Linked DNA regions of Homo sapiens: region 1 is linked to region 2. The links are chromatin contacts, found by Hi-C or POLR2A ChIA-PET in ENCODE. All regions are on one chromosome and are shown on one strand. The core of a region is the stretch at or near the end of the contact, and the rest is flanking DNA. Distances in the headings are between cores, read along the strand shown. Region 1 has its middle 22 kb from the start of MYO10. Region 2 has its middle 59 kb from the start of MYO10.

Region 1 (2,700 bases), core at 6-2,505, 37 kb after region 2:
GGATTGTCTGAGCCTGGGAGGTTCAGGCTGAAGTGAGCCATGATCATGCCACTGCACTTCAGCCTGCGTGACAGGCCAAGACTCTGTTTCAAAAAAAATACATGGCCGGGTGCGGTGGCTCACACCTGTAATCCCAGCACTTTGGGAGGCCGAGGCAGGTGGATCACGAGGTCAGGAGTTTGAGACCAGCCTGGCCAATATGGTAAAACCCTGTCTCTACTACAAATTAAAAAAAAAAAAAATTAGCCAGGCGTGGTGGTGCGCACCTGTAATCCCAGCTACTCCAGAGGCTGAGGCAGAAGAATCCCTTGAATCCGGGAGGCAGAGGTTGCAGTAAGCCGAGATTGCGCCATTGCACTCCAGCTTGGGTGACAGAGCAAGACTCTGTCTCAAATAAATAAATAAATAAATAAATAAATAAATACAAAAACAAAACACTCCAAAGCACAAAAATATATCCTATGAATGATGGCTAATTTTTTTTTTTGAGACAGGGTCTTACTCTGCTGCCCAGGCTGAGTGTAGTGGAGTGATCACGACTCACTGCAGCCTGGACCTCCCAGGCTCCAGTGATCCTCCTGCCTCAGCCTCCTGAGTAGCTAAGACTACAGATGCACACCATGACACTCAGCTAATTTTTTATTTTTTGTAAAGACAGAGTCTCACTATGTTGCCAGGCTGGTCTCAAACTCCTAGATGCAAGTGATCCAACGGCCTTGGTCTCCCAAAGTGCTGGGATTACAGGCGTGAGCCACCACGCCTGGCCTTGATGGCTAATTTTATATGTCACTTGGCTGGGCCACCAGATATTTGGTCAAACATTATTCTGGATGTGCCTATGAGGGTGTCTTTGGATGAGATTTGCATTTAAATTAGTGGACTTTGGCAAATCAGATTGCCTTCCATAATGGAAAAGGGCCTCATCCAATCAGTTGAAGGCCTTACTAGAACAAAAACTGACTTCCCTTTAAGAGGAAGGAATTCTGCCAGCATTTGAACTACAACTCTTCCCTGGTCTCCAGCCTGCTGGCCTACCCTGCAGATTTTGGACTAAGCAAGCCTCCGCAATTGTGTGAGCCAATTCCTTAAACCAAATCTCTTTCTATATATACACATCCTGTTGGTTCTGTATCTCTGGAAAACCCTGACTAATATACCACTAAACTTCCCCTTACTCAGGTCTCAAGAATCCTCCCGCCTACTCCAATGCCCCCAGAATGCAGGGGGGAGCGTAACACAGCTAACATTGGAAAGCTGAATCTTAAGGTGCATCTATTACAATGAAAACAGCTCATGAAACACTTTCAAAACCATAGGAACACATTGCTAAGGCCCCGCCTAGGCCCTCGAAGCAACTGTACCAGGGAGAGGGCCTCAGACTTAAGTCAGGAGAGCTCCTTGTTCAATTTCCACCCAGTGCCACTGTGTCTGGAGTTTCTTCCTTCTGGTGGGTTGGTGGTCTCGCTGACTTCAAGAGTGAAGCCGACCTCCTCAGCACGTGTTACAACTTTTAAAGGTGCTGTGGACCCAAAGAGTGAACAGCAGCAAGACTTACTGTGAGGAGTGAAAGACTAAAGCTTCCACAGTGTGGAAAAGGAACCTGAACCGCTTGCGGGTGCTGGCGCTGGTGGCCAACTTTTATTCCCTCATTTGGCCCCGCCCACATCCTCCTGATTGGTCCATTTTACAGAGTACTGATTGGGCCATTTTACAGAGCACTGACTGGTCCATTTTACAGAGTGCTGATTGGTGCATTTACAATCCTTTAGCTAGACACAGAGTGCTGATTGGTGCATTTACAATCCTTTAGCTGGACAGAAAAGTTCTCCAAGCCCCCACTAGACCCGGGAAGTCCAGCTGGCTTCACCTCTCACCACCTCCAAAGCTAGGGGTGCTCTTTGCCTCTCTGAGGTCCTCTAACACAGTCAGGTCACACACTGCAATCTGGATACCAAATCTCCCCTTCTTGACAACTCAAAGGCATCCCTCTGGCCATGCTTTTCTCCTCTCTACCAACTTTCGCCTTTCAACTAGTCCATTCCCATAAGCACCCAAGCATGGATGGGTTCTCCTTCTTTGAAATAATAAAATTGTATTTTATTTTATTTTTGAGACAGAGTCTCACTCTGTTGCCCAGACTGGAGTGCAGTGGCGTGATCTCAGCTCACTGCAACCTCCACCTCCCAGTTCTATTGATTCTCGTGCCTCAGCCTCCCAAGTAGCTGGGACTACAGGTGCGCATCAACACGCCCGGCTAATTTTTGTATTTTTTAGTAGAGATGGGGTTTCACCACGTTGGCCAGGCTTGTCTTGAACTCCTGACCTCAACTTATCCTCCTGCCTCAGCCTCCCAAAGTGCTGGGATTACAGGCGTGAGACCCTGCACCCAGCCTCTCCTTCTTAAAATAGAACCTTTCTTTTGTCTTTACTTTTCTCTCCAGGTATTTCCCCATTTCACTAGTTTCCTTTCTAACCAACTCCTAGCAAGTCTGCGCTTAATGCCCTTCAGTCCTCTTCTCCCGATGTCTCTTAAACCCATTCCAATAAGCTTCATAGAAAATAAAGGACCCAGAAATCCCAAGAGCTGTGAAGCCCCTGCACCCACCCTTGCTGGCTCAGTACCTTACTTTAATGAGAGAAGAATAAGCTTCTGCTATTTAAGCCCCGATGTTAGGGTTTTCTGTTTTATTGTGTGTTCAT
Region 2 (2,700 bases), core at 172-2,671:
GCCTGAGCAACAGAGTGAGACCCTGTCTCAAAAAAATTTTTTTGATTAAAATTAAAAGATCACGTAGGGTTAGTGAGGAAATGTCTCTCCAATGGATTTCCAAGAGCCTCATGTAAAAAAATATAATGTATTATCCCTGACGATAATAACCTTGTTTCTAAAACAAGATTTTAGAAAACTTTAATCTCCAAATCTCATTAGGATGACAGTACAAACACACACTTAAGATCTTTAAGCAACCTTTCTGTGCATTTTGTTTTATTATATAATACACTAAATAGAATGTATATATTATATATGGTATGCATGGAGGGAGAGAGATCTAAAAAGTGAATTAACAAATGGACCACTACTTTTTGGATATTACTCCCTTGGTATGCAAAATATGAGGAAAGGGGACTTTGCCCTTTGTGAAATTCTCCTTGGGACAAAAGGCTCAACGCTGATCATTCAGTGCTCCCACAACCCCTTTAATAAAGGGAAAAATATGTCCTGAGCACATTCCTATTGGGATAATTACAAGGGACTTTCTACGAGAACAGTGTCTGCTTACCTTTCTACACACTAATTATCCTTCCAGGAAGTGGGGTTTTGCCCCGAGATCCCTCCATCCAAACCCCCAATCGCTTCCTCTAAGGAAAACATTCATCATTTCCTTCCAGCCCAGGCCTAAGCTATTTCACATTGTATTGCTCAGGGCTCTTAACAAGTCCAGAAACAATCACATTTGTGCTGTGACGATCCCTTGAAGGCAGAGTGGAAGAGATGTTGTGGAGCTTTCTAACTCCTTTCCAGTAACAACAAAATAAGCCATTGATCTTGAAAAGTGAGTAAAATCCAAATGGTTTAATAGTAAAGACATTACCCAGCAGCACCAAACACTTGCTGAAATCAGGCAGAATCTTGAGGAAAAAAAACTCATCAACCAAACTAAAATTATAAAAGGATGTGATGGTGAGGCAGCCAAAGCCTGGAGCCCTTCATCTATTTAGACAAAACAACTGCAAAGCTCACTTCAAACATGTTGATGTTTCTTCCATGGACTGGACACAACAAGCTGTTTCTGCCTTCTGGAAGTGTTTTTTCCCTTCCTTATCCTAACATCAAAATGAAACCACTAAGAGAACACAACATCTCCAATCCCAAATGGTGTTTCTCTGTAAGATCCAGCTCTCTCCAGCTGAGAAGTTCATCAAATCCTAATTTAGTAGCTATTCTTTTTCAAGTTGCAGTAAACATTAATAATAGACACAAACAGTACAGGTAGTGAGAAAATCACTGCCAAAAATATCACAAGCACCCCTCAGGCAAACTTCCTCTGACTTTCTTCAGTACTTCAAGGACCTGCGCACAGTTGTCTGCCACACAGCAGATCACACTGAGGCCTTTTATGGAAGAGTGTCCCTCTCCCTTTCCTGCTCAAACTACTGTGTGTGTCGCTGGAGGCTGTAAGCCTGTGACCTGGACCAACAACAAGCCCCTGTGGTTCAGGGATCACTGCCCATTAAGAGGAGAGAAGAGGTCACTAGAAAAGGAATTCTGCTCAGTTAAGTGTCTTGCTTAGCAAGATGTAATGAGTATCTGATTCACCACACAGAGATCAATTGTTACAATCGTTTATTGGAGCCCAGGACATTAACAGCTTTAGAAGGGAGGAGAAAATAGCTCCTTTCTCCCTCTCAGCTGTCAGCACATGTTCCGCCTTCTGGTTACAGAGGAGGGGACACGCCCAGTAATTGTCCCCCAAGCCCTGGACACCACCTCAGGAGAGGGATCTCCACAAAGCCCCCCAGCCTGAACTGCAAGACAGAAATGGAATTTATAAGCGACAAGCATAAATTTTAAACATTTTCTGTTTTTTAGTTATCCCACTTACTTGAAGCACTTTCAAAGAGAAGTAAAATATGTTAACTACTTTTTTTTTTTTTTTTTAACAGAGTACTGCTCTGTCCCCCAGGCTGGAGTGCAGCCCTGTGACTTGGCTCACTACAGCTTCAAACTTCTGAGCTCAAGCAATCCTCCTACCTCAGCCTCCCAAGCAGCCGGGACTACAGGCAAGTGCCACCACATCTAGCTAACTTTTTGTATTTTTTGTAGAGACGGAGTCTCGCTATGTTGCCCAGGCTGGTCTTGAACTCCTAGGATCAAGTGATTCTCCCACCTCAGCCTCCCAAAGTGCGTGAGTCACTATGCCTGGCCATTAACTACTCTTTTCTTTTTCTTTTTTTTTTTTTTTGAGACGGAGTCTCGCTCTGTCTCCCAGGCTGGAGTACAGTCATGCAATCTTGGCTCACTGCAACCTCCGCCTCCTGGGTTCAAGCAATTCTCCTGTCTCAGCCTCCTGAGTAGCTGGGGTTACAGGCACACGCCACCATGCCCAGCTAATTTTTGTATTTTTAGTAGAGACAGGGTTTCGCCACATTGGCCAGGCTGGTCTGAAACTCCTGGGCTCAAATGATCCTCCCCTCTCGGCCTCCCAAAGTGCTGGGATTACAGACGTGTCACTGTGCCTGGCCATTAACTACTTTGAAAAGCTCTCTTCATATAAATCTCAGGAAACAAGGGTAGACAAAGACATGTATGTCTTCTCATATTTTTCATCTGATTTCTACTCTTAATTCTAAATTCTTCAAAGATAAAGGCCAAAGCTAATTAATCTATGTGGTCCTTACGGTACTGGCAGAAACAGCTGCACGTGGA

Evidence for each region. A loop is a pair of places that touch in the nucleus more often than their neighbours do. ChIA-PET counts read pairs that join two places held with the same protein, here RNA polymerase II (POLR2A). Pooled maps may share reads with other maps.
Region 1: a map of endothelial cell of umbilical vein shows a loop between it and region 2 (3-fold over the local background). The contact joins two enhancer-like sites. A Hi-C loop is called at or near these places in 3 of 168 maps with a recorded cell type or tissue (endothelial cell of umbilical vein and heart right ventricle) and 3 of 50 pooled maps. POLR2A ChIA-PET finds 5 or more read pairs at or near these places in 9 of 52 experiments (BJ, H1, IMR-90 and 6 more).

Annotation. Positions count from the first base shown.
Region 1 is chr5:16,956,471-16,959,170 of GRCh38, reverse strand. No RefSeq gene overlaps it. Among named protein-coding and RNA genes, the nearest start is that of MYO10, 22 kb to the right of the region's middle. Within about 2 kb of position 1,255, at least 3 of the 41 ENCODE cell types and tissues checked have a DNase peak (open chromatin) inside an H3K27ac peak, as active enhancers do; they include endothelial cell of umbilical vein, where a contact is called at or near this core.
Region 2 is chr5:16,993,557-16,996,256 of GRCh38, reverse strand. No RefSeq gene overlaps it. Among named protein-coding and RNA genes, the nearest start is that of MYO10, 59 kb to the right of the region's middle. RefSeq lists an enhancer at 1,295-1,847. Within about 2 kb of position 1,421, at least 3 of the 41 ENCODE cell types and tissues checked have a DNase peak (open chromatin) inside an H3K27ac peak, as active enhancers do; they include endothelial cell of umbilical vein, where a contact is called at or near this core.